2 separate regions of the Mus musculus genome follow, and region 2 is linked to region 1. Evidence: chromatin loops called from intact Hi-C (ENCODE). Cell type or tissue: gastrocnemius. All regions are shown on one strand. Each heading gives the region's core, and the rest is flanking DNA. Links, peaks and the distances in the headings are about the cores only. Region 1 overlaps Top2b (topoisomerase (DNA) II beta). Region 2 overlaps Rarb (retinoic acid receptor, beta).

Region 1 (9,533 bases), core at 728-8,727:
TTTTATCTTCCTCATAAAACTTACAAATACACGTCTAGATGGTTATAGCTTTAGAGATCCGTCCTCTCCATCACCTCCCTTCTCTATTTCTTACCTACTCTGTGACTTTTTAAATACTCTTATCAATACTTGTGCTAGTGTGTGCTATATACTGTGCATAGTCTTGTTCTGCTCCCATAAATTCTGAATATGTTCTTAAAAATAGGGTAACTCAATATTTTCTGATGTGGATATGTATACACTTGTTTAATAATAAAGTGTTGGATTAGTAATGTTGCACTGATGAGAGTTTAACTGGGCTCTTGATAACAAAAGAGCCCAAGGTAGGCAATTACCGTAGCTAATCTGTCTTTTCTTCCATAATTCATTTTAGTCTAAAGTTAGCATGTCAATTATAATATTAAAACTATGGCTATTGGTAATATGCCATAAATGTAAGTATAAGGAATAATAGTTCTTAACACTGTGTTTTCCTTACTTTGAGATTTTTAACCTTCTCTTTTTTATTGTTTTTGGTGGGTGGTTAGAAACCGAAGAAAACATCTTTTGATCAGGATTCAGATGTAGACATCTTCCCCTCAGACTTCACTTCTGAACCACCGGCTCTCCCACGGACTGGTCGGGCTAGGAAAGAAGTAAAATATTTTGCAGAGTCTGATGAAGAAGAAGATGTTGATTTTGCAATGTTTAATTAAGTGCCCAAAGAGCACGAACATTTTTCAAAAATACCTTGTGTTGTCCTTTGTCTTTTCTGTCTCAGAATTTTGTACATCTGGCTTATTTTAATGTGATGATGTAATTGATGGTTTTTTATTATTGTGGTAGGCCTTTTAACATTTTGTTCTTACACATACAGTTTTATGCTCTTTTTTACTCATTGAAATGTCATGTGTTGTCTGATTGGCTTGTAGAATTGTTATAGATTACCGTGCATTAGCACAGATTTTAATTGTCATGATTGCAGACTACAGATCTGCTTTTTGAAATGAAATTTAAACATTAAAAATGGAACTGTGTTCTTAGACTCTTTACTGAAGGTGAAACCGTAGTGAAAGCTCCCACACACCTTTAAAATAAATATATTTATTCTTTGCCAGGAGACTCCATGGAAAAAGGTAAACAGTATATGAACATAGAAAGCACTGTTAAACCATCTCAATGTACAAACAGAGCTAGTGGTACATCACAGACTTTTGCTAATATATCAAAAACGAACAAACAAAAATTCCACTAGTGCTTACATGAGAACTCAGAAGCCGACACTTGAGTCTGTCAACCACTCATTCTCCCAGAGCTGTCAGTCTGCATCATGGTGATTGAACAAGGCCAGAGGAGGCCACTTGCCCATACCTTCAAGCATCAAGACTGGGGGAAATCCCAGGATCAGGCCTGAGTCAGCAAGGACACTGGGCTACTAGAGTCCAGACGGCAGACTAACTTGCTGATTATCCTGTGATATTTCTCCAATGGCTTGTGAACAGGTAAACAAACTTATTAACACTGGACAGTGTTTTTGCCTTGGAGGCTATCATGACTGTAAAAATGCTTCATTTTTTTTTTCATTCGGTAGTTGTGTCATTAAGGAACAAACCACTTTTAATTTAAAGTGACATCATTAACAATTGAACAATGATGTTGGATTAACTGAACTGGCAGTTTCAGTGATACAGAATTCTGCTAGTGCAGTGAAGTGGTGTACTCTATCTGGGCAACATAAGGGAAAGAATGAAGCTTGAGAGCATCAAAAAGCAAGGAGAAGCTTCCACACTACTTAAACCAGAGTGTCTTTAGTGTCATCTTGTACTGTACAGAGGCCCTGGTTCCTTACCGTGAGGCCTGGTTATTCATGAAAGCAGGACGTACAGTGGATGTACAGTGGTTTACTCCACAACCTCGGTGTCTTGGTTATTGAGTATGCAAGACAAAAGAAAGCACCAACATACAGTATAGAAAGAACAGAGCCGTACTTCTATATGTACAAAGTCTTCAGAAACTTAACCAGGGCTAAATCATCTCAACTGGGTCTTTGCCATGCATCTTGACTATTCAGAGAGGAAAGTAGAAGCTTTAAACTAGATTCTGGTGGCATGAAATGGCTGATTTTCAGAATTTGAAAAGTTTGTATTTCTAGGGAAGTTATACAGTAAGGAATATATATTGATACATATGAAAACTTCTTGGTCCTTTTTGAGTTTAACATATTTCAGTTCAAAAACTAAGCAGCAGTAAAAATGTTTTCCTTGCATTTTCAATCTGGAACTGAAGGTCCTGGGGAATGTCTGCAACAGCTGGAAATGTCTCACTGCAGCAGTGGTGACTGACTGACTCCACTGTTCTCCACTGAGCTGGGGGACACGCTGGGACTGTGCTCTGCTATATTCCCACTTGAACTTGGGGTCAAGGGTTCATGTCCTTCAGAATTCTCCAGCATTTCCTGAATGAGAGGTGGCATTGATCCAGGAATTTCCATTTTCAAGGTAATTACACGTTCGGCACCTTTTTCAAGAGATAATAGAACACCTGTCAGATAAGGGCTCAGCTAGATACTAAGAAACCAACATTCACCTTCAGGTGTGTAAAAGTTGTGTAATACATGTATCAAGTCACATGTGTCTTTGTTGAGAAGAACCAACTTATTGGAAGAAAAAACTATAAGGTGTTTACTGTGGGAATGTCAGCCACCAGAATGTCAAGTGTGCTTCGAGATCCCAGTTAGATTGGTTCTCAGGCACAGGCTGATCCACCACTGCCTTTGAAAACAGAATAAGTACTAATAGGGCACACTAGAGGTTCTCAGTCTTTAAGAAAAAGAAGTGGAGATGTGTGATGTGCATATTTGATAGTTGCAGTGCTTCAATCAAATTCGGAATATAAAATTTACAAAGAGAAGTCACTGATGAAAGATCAGGAAAATAAAGGTGAAAGGATGGGCAGTTTCCACAATGGAAAGATTGACTTGAGTCACAGTATGTGATGGTTTTCTGCAACCCAGTCCAGCACCAGGTGGTTTCATGCCACCACACCTCACACACCCCCAACATGCAGCTGGTTAGGTGGAAATATGTCAATAACAAAACTACCTCAGAACCATGTGGCTAGCGTTGCTGGACTTACTGCTAGTATGGGGCTTGGGACATTTCTGTATGTGGCTGCTAGTCCTCAGGTCACTGGCGTGGATATATATAGGGTGATAGGAACACACTTTCTCTCTCTCTCTCTCCCTCTCTCCCTCTCTCTCCCTCCCTCTCCCTCTCTCTCCCTCTCTCTCCCTCTCTCTCCCTCCCTCCCTCCCTCCTCCTCTCCCTCTCCTCTCTCTCTCTCCCCACTTCATTCAATTACATCCATTCAAGTACTAGTGTCTTTTTGCTTCTCTTAATCCTGTGGTGGAAATGAACTTAGAATGTTCCCCTCGGCTCCCTCAAACCAAACTACCAAATGAATAAAAAAAGAAAAACAAAACCAACCCACAAAAAAACTAAAAAACAAGAACTGAGGTTTCTTGTCAAGCAAGTTCATTGTGCATTTAAGCACTTTTGTGTCTTGGCTTGCCAAGATCCTGAGGTGTAGAATCTGCTAATGGGAGGGAACATGATATGTAATAGCGTGGCTGGCTGAGTCATCTCGATAGAAAAGTCCTCTGCACTCAGCTATGAGATGCCTCTAGGCATTTCTGTAATTGCCTGAGTTGCCACATAGACTGAGAATCATGAGGCAAGAGTATTTATATCTCTCAGCCAGGCAAGAATTCCTGTACTCAGAAGAAGTGCCTACACCAGAGCTGCAGCCACAGTGACCTTCATTTGCCTAGGGTTGTTAGGGTGCCATGGAAAAATAGGCTGAGTGTATAGAAGCCTAAGTTATTTGAAAAGCTGGAATGAAATGTACGGAATCAAAAATAAAACCTGGAAAAAGGGAGCGGGGGTGAGGGCTCAGAGCTTGCTCTGAAAGTTGCTTGACTGAGTTGGTGCCCTAGAAAGGTCACAGAGATTGAGGGAGAGAAGTGACTCCATGTAATTGTCCTTTAACCTCCAAGGGCATGCATATGAGCCCCAGCAATAATAACAGTCTTAAAAAACACATCATCTCTGAAGAGTTGCTCTTCTACCCAGCCATCCATTCTAAAACAATTATCTCTTAATATCACTGGGTAGTGGTATCTGCTTTCTGCTTTTACTATCTCCCACCAGAGACACCATCAAAATGTCTTCCTTAGGAAACCTGAGGTGCTCTTAACTACACACACATGAGTGCTCAGACAAGGCTAATTCCTTTTGATTTCTATGAGATAGACATCCCAACTTAAGCAATAATGGGACTCCTGATATTAAAATATGGGCTTTAAAAAGCAAAAGTTGGCCAAGCTCTGTTCTGCTTTCCACCTTTGAAGACATACCTTTCGCGCTGATGCTGCGGAGATCTGTGATTTTCATTAAGATCTTTGGAAACATGTGAGGCTTGCTGGGTCGTCGTTTTCTAATGTAAATCTTTAGTGCTTCCAGCAGTGGTTCTTGGAGCTTGTCTACTTTTGTTGGTTCCTCAAGGTCCTGGCGGTCTGGATAGCAGGAGAAAGTATTCAGTGTTTAGTGATCAGACAGGCTCAGAGACTGCTGGCTATCTTTCCTTGTCTCCTATTCCTCCTGTAAAGTGGCTTTATTTGGTGACTCAGTTGTACACTAAATTGAGTAAATGCAATTGCTTTAAGCAGTGACACTTGAAGATGCCCCCTTAGTAAGCTCATTTGATGTCCACTTGCTCAGGCCCAGAGGCAAGAATTACCTCTCATGGCCAGATGGTGTCAGTATTGAGCTGAACAAAAGAACCCTGGGCAGCCTGTAAAAGCCAGGTAGATAACCTTTCCCCTTCATTACAACCATTACTTTTGAACTAAAGTTGGCTTCTGGTTAGCCAGCAGGGGTCACTACAAAGAAGGGGCCATACTTTATTCCAGCCCACCAGGTAGGCACCTGTATGGTGGGGAAGACCAAGAGGTGATTTGAATTCAAATAACATGTGATTTGTGTAGGTCATCACTAAAATGTCCTTAGGCACACAGCAGTACAATCCTGCTTTTACAAAAGCACCTGTTTCCCACAAGAGAAACAGAACAAACTCATTTTGGCATTTCTTTTGTTTTGGCAGAAGGAGCTCAAACACCAGTACTTAGTTTGCAACAGAAAGAAGTACAACGCCTTTCTCATGCCAAAGAACCCCAGTGGAGATCTCTTCTGTGCCTTTGTAATTGCTCTGTTGGGGTCTGGTGACGGTTTCTAAGGAGTCAGTACCTCCACAGATTAAACAGATGGCACTGAGAAGGCCTGTTTCTGTGTCATCCATTTCCAAAGGCAGGAGCTGGTTGGCAAAGGTGAACACAAGGTCAGTCAGAGGACCGAAGCCAGCATTGTGCATCTGAGTTCGATTTAGTGTAAGGCCATCAGAGAAAGTCATGGTGTCTTGCTCTGGGGTATACCTGGTACAAATTCTGAGAATCTGGAAGAAAAAAAAGTATGCATGTACACTTGCTGCATCATTTATGACGGCCTGCCCTGACAGCACTGACCAGATCTATGGTAGAAGAAAAAGGAGCCTGGGTCATCTGGACAGTATGCCCCACTGTTGAGGTTGATAGGAATAATATGTAGGACTCACATTTTGAGAAATAACTTTTTACTAAAATAAATCATCATTTGATTGAAATATCTATTTCTTGAGTACTTACCTCTCAGGCACTAAGCCAGGTACTAGTGCAAAGAAGATTAACAAGATTCTATTTTCAAAAGTTTAGTCAACCAAAAATAAGTAAGGATGATCCTTACCAACTGTGATAGCTAATCTTCATGTCGACTTTATGGGATCTAAACTTGCTATGGGAACACACATACTTCTAGGCATGTCTGAGTGATGGTATTTCACAAGGGCTAAACTAATCAGACAAGATGTACCCTGGATGTGTGTGGCACACACTCCAGAGACTAGGAGCTTTCAGACTGAAAACAACAACAACAACAACAACAACAAAAAGCTGGCATTTTCTTGACTCTGGGTACAATGTGGCCAGTTGCCTCACAGTCCTACATACATGGCTTTCTTATCATTGTGGCTTCTATTCTCAAACCATGAGCTCAAATAGAACTCCCTTAACTTGTGTCTTTCAGATATTTGGTTGTATCCACAGGAAGGTAACTATAAGAAGTCTTTATTAGATACTTAGCATGCCCTATACCCAGTCTTTCAGATGAACATCCTATAGTTTAAGCTGAGGGGTAATGAATCTGACTCAAGGAAAGCCCTCTTATAATACAGTGTGTTTGTAGCTACACAGCCATCATGCCATAGACAGGAACAGAGGCAGCAGACTGCAGGGGTTAGGAGGAAGTCAGGGTCAGAGTTGGGGAGAGGGTGTTTGCACCCTACCATGGAACGCAAGTAGATTCTCTACTCTAGAAGGTACTCCCTCCTTGTGCTTATTGTTACTGTCCAGACCTACATGTGCTCCATACCCTCTGCCACATCATCCCACAGAACGCCTGCCTTCTCTCACCGTAAAGGCCTTAGGCCTGGTGAGCTCCAGCAGTCTCCAGTCCTTCCCTAGGGCCTACCTGGTCTACAAAAGGGTATACAGATACTAGGTAGCAGGCCATCACTGAAGGCCAGTGAGGAGTCACTCTCCTGATCATAATGGAGAGGGATACAAGGAAGGAAAGTCCTATCAAATCCCAGAGACCTCTGAATTTTTGTCAATTCAGTGAAATTCCAACATCTGGAAAGGATTCTCCAGATCTAGAAAGTAACTGAGAAGTGGTCTCCTCAGAAGATCCTAGAAGCCTCCAACTCCCTCTTCCTTCCTTCCTTCCTTCCTTCCTTCCTTCCTTCCTTCCTTCCTTCCTTCCTTCCTTCCTTCCTTCCTTCCGTCTTCTCCTTCCTCCTATCCCCTCCTTCCTCCTAGAGTTCAGAAAAGATCCTACCAAGATATCCAAGCAGGCGGCTTTGAGCAGGGTGATCTGGTCTGCGATGGTCAGACCTGTGAAGCCCGGCAGACGCTTGGCGAACTCCACGATCTTAATAATGCACTTGGTGGCCAGCTCACTGAATTTGTCCCAGAGGCCCAAGTCCAATCGGACCCGGTGGTCAGCGCTGGAATTCTGAGAAGGTGGGAGAAGAAGAAAGGGAAGAGGAAAGTGAATGACAGCATGGTGTCAGGACATAGGGACGAGGGGGCTCATATTTGCTTTCTCGGAGTGACCTCGGATTCCTGCTTTCAACTCCACAAGCTGTTTACAGCAGCCTCAAGACAGCCAGGGAATGAATGAGGGCAAGTTTCCCTGTGTGCTTATCCACACGTAATGAAGGAATGACAGACCTACTGTGGTATATGTGCTGCCTCTAGACATGGATCATCACTGCTCACTACCGCCATGTGGGTATCCTAAGGAGAACATACCACCGGGCTTCAGTCTGGCCTACATCAAACTTGAGCCAGATGAAACCTCTGCATCTGCTCATAGGACACACAGGAACATGGTGAGCAGCGCAACAGCCATGCTGAGCCCCAGATACTATGTAAAGCCAAGGAGCCACTCTTGACAGTGCACAGGAGCAGCTGCGGAGAGGAAGCCAATGTTCAATAATGTTACGGTGCTCAATAATGACTATGTAGTGAGTGGGAAGGTGCCATCAACAAAAGGAGGCAGGCACACATCTGTGGCCGCCAATAGCATTGTACTAAAGGGAGGAGACAGATACACAGGACCAGATCATTGTAGAAAAGGTGATACCGCACTGGTGGAAGGATAGGGCAATGCCTTCAGGGGACTGTGGGTGGGGCAGGCTGTCACAGGTGAGGAGGGAGCCTTTCTATAATGTTGAGAAGAGTCTGCAACATGCCAATTCATACCTTCTTAGAAGATGACACATTATATCATGAAAATTATACTCCAGAAGCTAAACTTAGATAAAACAAGATAGCTACAAGACGTTTATTGGAGGAGGTGGAAACCTTCTCTGAGCTCCATTTCAAACAAATAAAGAAGAGAGACTAATAAACAGGAGAAAGTGCAAAGTATGAACAGTAAAGTGTTCAGGAGGCTTGTTTTATTTAATGGTGGCACTGTGGTTTGCAAGCCATGCTTAGAAAACACCTTGAGTCACACAAGGGTAGGATGCTGGCTGCTTGGTATATGCAACAGAATAAGGAGAATATTAACCACTGAGTCAGGGGTCTAAGGAACCAGGACATAGCCTACAGTGGCCACAGACACCATTACAGGGACATGATGGAACAGAAGGTAGCTTGCAGTGACCATAGCAACAGTATACTATTCAGCCTCCATGATGCACTGAAATGTCTCCTAAGAAAAACAAAGGTCAAAAAGTGACACTCAACCATGTATGATGTCACATCTAAAGGCCTGGGCCTATCAGGCTTCCAGAGCAACAGAAGTATTAGGTATGGCATCCATAAGGTGAGTGTAACAGATACCTCCTGCCCAGGTCTAGTCTCTGACCATCTCCTCCTTCTGTAATTATCTCTCTCAGAATTTTCTCCCTCATCTCTGCCATCATCTCCCTCATTTCCATGAAACTAGAAGCCCAAATCACTTTGGTGATGGGAGGGGAGACAAGGGGATAATGGAGAGGGATACAAGGAAGGAAAGTCCTATCAAATCCCAGAGACCTCTGAACTTTTGTCAATTCAGTGAAATTCCAACATCTGGAAAGGGTTCTCCAGATCTAGAAAGTAACTGAGAAGTGGTCTCCTCAGAAGATCCTAGAAGCCTTCAACTCCCTCTTCCTTCCTTCCTGCAGTCTTCTCCTTCCTCCTATCCCCTCCTTCCTCCTAGAGTTCACCCCTGCTCACACTGTCCCCACCAACTCTCAGCTCTAGCCTCTCATGTCTCTCCTTGCTTTACCTGAAGGTTGACCAAGGACTAGCCTCAGGCCTCTACACCGTGAGTCTCCCTTTCTAGATAGCTGCCTCTTATCCCTGCATCATGTACTCCCTTGAGTCTGTGGTCAGTTTAACCTTCTGTTGTTATACCTTCCTTGGCCTTCTATGAAAACTGACCACCTTCCCGCTCCCCTGCACAGCCCGTGGCTGCTTTTACAGCTTGCCTCTAAATCCCTATGTGGCTTCCCCATCTACATATAGTCCTTGGCTCCTTTGCTTGGCTTGTCACTGCCTATCATACAGAGGATACAATGAGCACTGAGTAGAGCTTAGTTAAGTTTAGTGACAGTCTCACAAGCTTGTCTGAGATGACACAGAACAACTGTCATTGTGTGGAAGAGACGCGAAGAGGCTAAACACAAGAGCTATTCCTCTGGTAAGTAGCCTAGACCTCTTCATGAACTCTAGAACTCCAAGGCAAACTGAAGCACACAAGGAGAGATTAGGCTCCCTAGGCCTGCTGTGCAACCCTCTTTACAAATGCCCCTAGCTCTGCAAAGGCAACCATGCATTGTAAACCAATGGCTTCACTGTCCTATTTCAGTCAAGTTGGTCCATAGAAGTTCAAAAAGTTATCTTTGCTTCTCAC
Region 2 (9,533 bases), core at 671-8,670, 93 kb after region 1:
ATCTTATGTGATATTTATGAGTTTCATTTCTACTCTGTCAAATGTAATTTGTGGCAGCCCACTTCAGAGAAAGCCAGCACCAGCCGTTGTGTTCTCTTTCCTTCTGAAATCTACCTCCCAGCTTCAACCTCCCAAACCAGCTACTGGCTTCATCTATGTCAGACAGCCTCATGTCACCTCAAGCCACCATGTGCGAGAAGCCACAGCCAGGGATTTTTCTGCCTGTGCCCTGAAGGGAATGAGGGCAAGGGAGGGGATGATGGTTTCCTTATGATCTGGTTTCTTCAATAAAGGGGAAAATAAATGGAAATGAAAAGTATACAATTAAAAAAATTACATTTTGCTTCCTTTTGCTAATGCCCGTAAGATGATTGTTTTTGGCTTGGCAGGGACTCCAGATGGGTTGTATAATGAACATAATTTAATATGTAGGCCCTGGAGTTCACAGAAACACATTTTTTCCCAGTCAGATGGTAGCAGGTCACCTCCCGTTGTTGAATGTAGAACACCAGTACCTGCTGCTGAACCTTTTCCTCATAGGGCATCGGCCTTTACTTCTTCTTGTCAGCGTGACAAGACCTCAAGCCATCAGACCTAGAAGCTGTCACTGTCCATGATGTGCTGGCACTATAGCACACTCCACAAAAGGTGAGAGACCACTAACTGCTCAGTCTACTTTTCCTCCTGTGTCTCAGGATTTATGCCACCAATTAAAGCCATAACAAGTGCCCCAGGTTGACCTCCTAGGAGCAAGAATTAATTAAGCACAGTATTTCTTAGAAGGAATGACATCTCCCCAAATGGCTTAGCAAAGGGGGCATGTTGCTGACATGGTTGTTACATGCGGGTTCCTAATTATGAACGCAAGCGGAACATTGCATGGACATGGCTTAGTTTATGCCTTTAATTTGACAATAAAAGAAAATAAGTCTTACTTTTATTTTTATTTTGGGGCAAAGAGGATGTTTGGCATGTATATAATGGCAATATCATATTACTTCTTTTACTTATTAACAACACAAAAGAAGGAAGCTGGGACTCACATTTACCATTGTCCAGCTTTCGAAAACAAGAAGTTTGCTAGAAAAATTCTTCTCTACCCCAAGTTCTTATGGACCTATAAATATATAATTGAGGTGAAGACAAAACCGAAACAGGCTGAAGTTTCCATTTCATTCATTACATGATGGCAGGTAGTCTAATCTGGGTCCTGGCAGATTTTTTTGCTTTTGATTATAATCTCCTTCTTAAATACTCACTCTGTGGTGAGGGAGTAGCCACATACAACACACATAGATGTATGCCTCTGAGCATGCCTCTGTGTGTGTGTGTGTGTGTGTGTGTGTGTGTGTGTGACAAAAAGAGATGGGGGGTGTGTGTGGGTGCTTCATGGAGACCAGAGGGTATTATATTCCCTGAAGCTACAGCCAAAGGTGCTTGTAGCCATCCAACATGGGTGCTAAGCACCAACTGTCATCCTCCAGAACACTATTACTCACTCTTTTTTTTTCAAATTTTTAGTAGATATTTTCTTCATTTACATTTCAAATGCTATCCCGAAAGTCCCCTATACCCTCCCACCCGCCCCGCTCCCCCACCCACCCACTCCCACTTCTTGGCTCTGGCATTCCCCTGTACTAGGGCATATACAGTTTGCAAGACCAACGGGCCTCTCTTCCCAATGATGGCTGACTAGGCCATCTTCTGCTACATATGCAGCTAGAGACACGAGCTGTGGGGGTACTGGTTAGTTCATATTGTTGTTCCTCCTATTGGGTTGCAGACCCCTTCAGCTCCTTGGGTACTTTCTCTAGCTCCTCCATTGGGGGGCCTTGTGTTCCATCGAATAGATGACTGTGAGCATCCACTTCTGTATTTGCCTGGCACTGGCATAGCTTCACACGAGACAGCTATATCAGGGTCCTTTCAGCAAAATCTTGCTGGCATATGCAATAGTGTCTGCGTTTGGTGGTTGATTATGGGATGGATCCCAGAAGCCTTATTTATAGTAGCCAGAAGCTGGAAAGAACTCAGATGTCCCTCAACAGAGGAATGGATACAGAAAATGTGGTACATTTACACAATGGAGTACTACTCAGCTATTAAAAACAATGAATTTATGAAATTCTTGGGCAAATGGATGGATCTGGAGGATATCATCCTGAGTGAGGTAATCCAATCACAAAAGAAGTCACTTGATATGCACTCACTGGTAAGTGGATATTAGCCCAGAAACTTAGAATACCCAGGATACAATTTGCAAAACACAAGAAAATCAAGAAGAAGGAAGACCAATGTGTGGATACTTGGTTCCTCATTAGAATAGGAAACAAAATACCCATGGAAGGAGTTACAGTGACAAAGTTTGGAGCTAAGACGAAAGGATGGACCATCCAGAGACTATTACTCACTCTTAAGCATGGAGCCATCTCTCCAGCCTGGGAAATCTTGGTTTATACTTAAGTGTGAGTTGAAGATAACTTTTTAATGCATATTATAACTTAATATGAGTTTAAGAACTTAAAATGAAACAAAACAAACAAAACCAAAACAAAACCAACAAAAATAACCCAACTTCTTCCTTGATTGTATAAAATGTGGTGGGACACAAGATCCATTCTGTATCCCTTGTCTGACAGCGTAGTGTAAAACATGAAAATGCAGATGACTTGCCCCTTCACACACACACACACACACACACACACGTGCATGCACATTACAGACAACTGTCAGCAACCTACTTTCCAAGTTTCTTGGTAAATACAGGCAAACATGACACCAGTTTGTCTCCCCAGAACTCTCAATCAAGAGTGAAATCTGGCTGCATTCTCATGACTGTGGTAGGAAAGAGACCTTGTCCTCCCATCCTTTCTCATCCAGAAAACTTCCACATTGAATTAGAAATTTCATCCTCTTTCCTGGAAGGTGTGAACATAGCCAGCTCCATCTGCAAATCCCTGCAGCCTACTTGCCAATTAATGTATTTAACTCTAAGGAGCAGGCTCATTTTAATTTAGCTCATCCACAACATTTTTGTAGAAAATATTAGGATTTCCAAATAATTTTATAGCTCTGTAAATTGCCAACATACCATCTGCAATTGAATTAACATTTATAACCAAACTGAAATAATAAATAAAGCAAATTACGCTGCAAATATTCACAAGTGCCCACTATGCACTTGAGAGTGATAATTAGCATTTTATAATCACGCTTCATTTTCTTTATCCAACTTCCTGTCACATTAATGATAAAATATTTTAAACTGTGCTCTATCTGAGAGCCGCACAGTCTGTAGATTAGCCATTAACTAATGCAGAGAATAAGAAAGGAGAAAGGCTGCTGCTCGTGTCCAGAGTTTGCCTCCAAGTCTTGGCCCTGCTTATTTCTGGGTTTTGAGTCCTAGCTTGCCTTCTAACCTTGAGGTTCAGAAAGTTGTTGCTGGATTTATGTCTTCTAACTCTGCAGCTCTGTGGGGCTTCCCTGTGTTCTCTTGTGAGCAGGGCCCTCACATAATAAATTCTGTTCAGATGAGACATTCTACTCTAAAGGAAAGCTCATTCAGACTTTGAAGTTTCTAAAAGGATGCTTATTAAGACTCAGGAAGTAAACAACTAAAACTTCCCAGGAAGTCCCTGAAAGCAGATTCACAAAGCCCCGCCCTCCCTAAAATGATGTGAGCAGTAAGGACTATACAGACAAAGACCAGTCAGGCTATCTGGAAGAGACTCACTGACCAGTTGCGCTGCCTTCATGTCGTGCAGCATGCCCCAGCACTTCAGGATAGCTTTCCAGGGCTGCTCTCCAGAGTTTGTGAATTGTTACTCATGGCTGGCTGGTTTTCAGTGATGCAACTGCCTTTGAGTCAGTTAGGCTTGTGTAAGTGACCCCAATAAAACTCACTGGCTCACCCTGCTGGAGCTTGGTCATAGTGTTAGTTTGGTCTTTCATCAGTTCCCTACTTGGAGTGAGAAGACATTTGCTCATGTCTCACCACAAAATGTCATACAACAAAGATGAAATTAAATAATATTTTAAGATGTATCATACTTGTGCTGGATAGTTTTATGTCAACTTGAAATAACCTATAGTCATTTAAGAGGAGAAAACTTCAATTGAAAAAAAGGCCTGCAGAAAATCAGGCTGTAAGCAGACAAGCCTGTGGGGCATTTTCTTAGTAACTGATTGGGGGGTGGGCAACCCATTGTGGGTAGGGATACACTTAGGCTAGTGGTCCTGGGTTCTATAAGAAAGCAGGCTTAGCAAGCCATAAAGAGCAAGCCAATAAGCAGCACCAGCTTTTGCTTCCAGGTTCCTGACTTCCTTTTATGGTAGACTATGCTGTAAAAATGTAAGCCAAATAAATCCTTCTCTTCCCATGATGTTTTGGTCATGGTAACTATAGGTAGGATAATACGCTTCTGCTCCAGAAGACTGAACGGAGTGGGAAGCCAATCATCTGATGTCACCCTATGGAATACACCCTATCCCCAAAGGAGCCTCCCAGAAGCTTGTGTTTACCATGCCGGGATGCCTTTGATGAAAGCATGTATCTGTCTTCTACCTCAAAGAACAAGAAATTCAACTGCATAAATGAATGAGGAGTACACATGTATACACACACACACATACACACAAAAACACACACATACACACACACACACACACACACAAGCACACACACACACACACACACACACACAAACACACACACAGAAACATATACTCACACAAGCACGTATCATCTAGTTTTTCCACCAGTGAGTAAATTTCCAATTATTTTCCTCCAAAAATAGTTACTTAAAAATCTATCCCACCAGCACATGGGAAGCCAAAGCAGGAGGATCATGATCTAGGCTAGCCTGCTCTATATAAGATCTTTCCACAAAAAATAAAAATAAAACAAAACAACCTCTCCGAAGCCTGGACCCAAGATGCTTTGCTTCCTCACCACCTCCTTGTGCACTGGCCATCTCACAGTTCTAGTCTGTTTTCCTTCTTTCTTTCTTTCTTTCTTTCTTTCTTTCTTTCTTTCTTTCTTCCTTCCTTCCTTCCTTCCTTCCTTCCTTTCTCTCTCTCTCTCTCTCTCTCTCTCTCTCTCTCTCTCTTTTTCTTTCTTTCTTTTTGTTGTTGTTGTTGTTGGTTTTTTCTTTTTTTGATTTTTTATTAGATATTTTCTTTATTTACATTTCAAATGCTATCCCGAAAGTTTCCTATACCCTCCCCTGGCCCTGCTCCCCTACCCACCCACTCCCACTTCTTGGCCCTGGTCTTCCCTTGCACTGGGGCATATAAAGTTTGCAAGACCAAGTGGCCTCTCTTCCCAATGATGGCCGACTAGGCCATCTTCTGCTACATATGCAGCTAGAGACACGAGCTCTGGGGGTACTGGCTAGTTCATGCTTTCCAATACAGGAGCAGCATATGGCAAGTGGCATATAAACTGAGATATGCTGTCAATGGGAATGGCTGGTTCCTTCTTGAGAAATAAGCATGAAAAATGTAATGCAAAAATAGCTTGATAGTTGTACATTAACAGAGAGGCCCCTCCAATTCTTTTGTGAAAAATATGTTCTTCTAGTGACCAAAAATGATTAAGAGAATAACTCAAGGAAAGTTGTGCTGTTGATGAAGAAAGTCCTGTAGAGTTTCAGAGGATAGACTTCTGGTCTCAGCCTCTGTCCAGCTTCTTACCCACATGTACATTTACTGAGGAGTTACTAGAATAAAGAATGTAGAGAAGACTTGGTGGGCTGCTGTGTGGTCAGCTTACAGTCCCTCCAGCTCTGGGAGGGAAGGGGAAGCTTGGGAGAGGCACTGGGGAGACAATCCAGTGGCTACAGGCTTGGGTCTTGCACCAGGTAGCCTGGGTTCACGTCCCACATCTGCAGCTTCCTGTGTCATCTCTGACAAGTTACACAGTCTTGATACCTTTTTTAAGGTTTAGTTTCAGATAAAATAAAATTTAAAAGAATTTAAAAATCAGTACTAGTGTCTCTTTTTCCATAGTTATAAAGGTTATGTAAAAGAGCTTGAAATAGAACCTGGCACATGAAAATACTTAAAGAAGCAAAAGCAAAAGCAAACCAAAGCAAACTAAAACAACAGCAACAACAACAACAACAAAAACAACAACAAGAAACCCAACCTACTAGTTGCAATAAAAATCATTAAACAGAAGCTTCTACAAGGCAAAGGAACCTACAAGGGGTAAATGAAATGGGAATAAAGTCCAGGTGATAGCAGGTCCTTCAAGCAAGCTGGATACAGCTGTGGAGAACAGAAACATGTCTGGAAGACACTGTGAAGGGATGACATATGTTCCATACACAAAGCCCTGGCTTCTCACCCAAGACTGTTAACACCTGCCAGAGGGAGCTGCCTGCTCAGCCGAGGGCTGCAGGATTCCCTTTCCAGGTTACCCATGGAGAGCAGCTGCCGTGCTACACTGCAGGGTCTTGCTTGCTGGTCTTCAGTTTTACCCACAGTTTTCAGAGAGTTTTTGGTTGCAGAGAAAACATTGCAGACTTTGACTCATGTCCATTCACCTTCCCAGCATTTGCATGGAGGCTACAAAGTGCTAATAGTTGAATGGGTAAGGACTTGAGCAAAGAAGTTACAAGCAGCAAGGTCCATAAGTTAGAGCAGCAGCAGAATTGTCTCTTGTTCTACAACCTGGCATGCCAGGGCATAGCCAGAGAACATGGTCTCAGTGATGTTTCCCAAGCCAATATGTGGCATGTTTCCTTCTGCCCTTCCCCTTAACATGATGTACTTCACAGAAGTCCACAGACACTTTATTTGGGAGTTTAGGAAAACTCCCAGTTTGCAGCAGGCTGGGGTGTCCTAAGGTAGCACAATGAGCTTGCCCACACCAGAGTTTGTTAAACACAGGCTGCTAAACATGCCAGACTCAATACCTTCTCTATAGAGACATCCAGGACAAACCTGTACAACGTGGCAAGAACCAGTTTTAAAGAGGAACAAACAAAAGAACATAACATTTTAAAAACTGCCCCACCTTTTGAATGTGTGAAGAATATTTGCATGCTTTGAGTACCTTTCCTCTCTGTAATTAGAAGCTCACAGACAAATTCCTATGAGAGAGTTTGGGTTGAGGACATGGGCCTCCCACCCTGCCAAGCACAGCAGGAAGGTGAGCAGCACTCTGCATGGGGAACATTATGAAACACAGGGACCAGAGGATCTAGGTTAATAGAAGCAAAAAATGTACTCAGCTGCTTAAAATCAACAAGTCCATTACGGTGTCACAGAGGTGGTCTCCCCCCCCCCCCCAGCTTTCCCTCTATTGCTGCAAACATTGTGTACACCCTCAGTGCACTTCTGTCTCTTTATTGCCTGCCAGCCCTGATTCACTCTTAGAGGTCAAATGACCATGTATCACTTAATGAGAATATAGGTGAGGTGGGTTCTGTTAGAAGCGAGAGCAAAGGCCACTCAGGTCACAGCCATATGCAGCTGGATCACTCTTTTCCAATAGCTGATTCTGTGTAGAAGCTCCAGGGTAAAAGACTCCAACGTACCATGGGCTACTAGTGAGTACATGTGAACTACAGGGCCCTGCTCTCCATCTCCCTCTTGTCGCCTGGAAATCAACCAGCCTGAAAATAAGCATGCAGTATGGACGCCACACCAGTCATGTGGCAGAGAACCCCTCCTTCCTATAAACCTGTAAGAGAGATCCCTTCCCTGGACTCTGGTCATCGTCTTGCCCGTGTGTCTATCTGTTTATGTTCAGAGTTGATAACTCTTCTATGAACGAAGACTGTTTGGGAAGTAGAGGGAACCCCTGTGCATCAGGCTGCATCTGTTCCCACCTACACTTCCAGGTGAGCCATAACCCATCTTGTAAGCAAAGGCCCATATTTATTTATCTTACAATAGTTTTGTAATGGTCAGCTATCCACTTTATTTGACATTGAGTTTAGGAAAACTCCCAGTTTGCAGCAGGCTGGGGTGTCCTAAGGTAGCACAATGAGCTTGCCCACACCAGAGTTTGTTAAACACAGGCTGCTAAATGTGCCAGACTCAAGACCTTCTCAGGCTATAGAGACATCCAGGACAAACCTGTACAACGTGGCAAGAACCAGTTTCAAAATCAGTAAAAAAAAGGGTTGATGGGGCAACTTAGTACACAATGCTTGCCTAGTGCGTGGGAAGCCCTGGATTCAATCCTTGCTACTGTAAAACCAAATATAACAGACAAACTGAAATGTCCCTGGTGCCACCCCAGACTGAGGAGCCTCTGATCCTCACCTCCTGGAGTCTGAACTGGTTAGTGATTTCTTTAGCCAAATAGAACTGACAAAGGGAACACTACGAAAGAAAAGGACATGTGACTTCCACTCGTGGTCCTCAGTATCCCAGCTTCAGCCCTGTAGACTACCTGTAGTGTTTGTCCCTGGAGCTGCCATCTTGTAAGCAAGCCCATGCCACACTCATGAAGGTACTTGTTGGCCATTCTATTTGTAGCTCTAGATGAGAACCTTTTCCACAGGAAGCATCAATTACCACAACCAAAGAAAAGTTCCTTCCCATGATCCACACGGTCAGTTGACAAGTCATTCCAGCTGCTTGGTTCAGTAACAGCAGCTCAAGGCACCATGAGGCAGAAACAGCCATCTAAATTAGTGATATACACATTCTAGAAGGGAAAGGACTGCCATACACCTTCAGGATGGGCAATTTGTTACAAAGCATTGGTAACTGAGACACTCTGGAGGATTTAAAAGTCATTTAGTCATATACAATTTAACTTTGTGCCCCTATTTTTGGAATAATCCATGAAAAGGTATGTTTTACCTTCATTATAGAGGAGTCATGGCAAGCAACTCTGTGCCTTGAAAGTCTTTGCCTGCCTCAGGGACCCTCCACTTGTTATTTCCCTGGTGTAAATGAGGAGTGGGAGAAGACTGAGAAGGTCAGTTCAACTTGGCCAGAAGAAGTTATCCCAATGACTGAAGGTCAGTTCAACTTGGCCAAGAGAAGTTATCCCAATAATCAGTAAGCTCAACTAATAGAAAAATTAAATCAATAAGCTGTCTCATCAAGTGGCAAACTGAACCCAAATGCTGGTCATAGAGCATCCTCCCCAATCGCAGAGCAATGTGGCCATGGGTGGGTGGAGGAGACCATGAGGTAGATTCAGAGAATTCTCCCTAAACACAACACTGAACAGTAAGAACACCCACAAAAGTCATCCCTTTTCCTTTCTCTTCTATTGGAACAGCTTGGCTGTCATTTGCCCCTTACTTAGCCTTTGTTCTGTATAACTCGGACCTTGCACAAATGTGCTGCAGTCCTAATGGTTTCCCCTACTACTTCTGCATAGTATCTGTTATTGATTCATCCGGCAAACATATGCTGATATGGCCTGCCAAGATTTGTTGCACACACTTAGAGAGTAGTGTGGATGACCGAGGCTAGGGAAGTTCAGGTGTTCCTAGTATTGATACCCTAGAGAAAGAGGGTGACTAAGGAAACAACAGAATACTTAACAGTAAGTGCCACAC

What was found. A loop is a pair of places that touch in the nucleus more often than their neighbours do. Peaks named below come from ENCODE experiments on the same cell type or tissue, not always from the same donor. Only the 100,000 strongest peaks of a DNase experiment are listed, where the experiment ranks them.
Region 2: it touches region 1 in a loop (4-fold over the local background); 4 of 42 quality-filtered maps call a loop at or near these places.

What each region holds. Positions count from the first base shown.
Region 1 is chr14:16,429,772-16,439,304 of GRCm38, forward strand. It overlaps Top2b (topoisomerase (DNA) II beta), which reads left to right. Exons shown (of 36, transcript NM_009409.2): 36 at 528-1,016. The coding sequence ends at 695. Rarb (retinoic acid receptor, beta) reads right to left here. Exons shown (of 8, transcript NM_011243.2): 5 at 6,963-7,139; 6 at 5,283-5,487; 7 at 4,394-4,552; 8 at 1,068-2,496. The coding sequence ends at 2,300. Among named protein-coding and RNA genes, the nearest start is that of Top2b, 69 kb to the left of the region's middle. In gastrocnemius, for the core only: a CTCF peak has its summit at 4,791 (motif pointing right); DNase peaks (open chromatin) are centred at 4,816, 5,304 and 7,091; H3K27ac peaks cover 3,069 bases.
Region 2 is chr14:16,522,466-16,531,998 of GRCm38, forward strand. All of the region lies in intron 2 of Rarb (retinoic acid receptor, beta), which reads right to left. Among named protein-coding and RNA genes, the nearest start is that of Rarb, 48 kb to the right of the region's middle. In gastrocnemius, for the core only: a CTCF peak has its summit at 3,924; a DNase peak (open chromatin) is centred at 6,381; H3K27ac peaks cover 827 bases.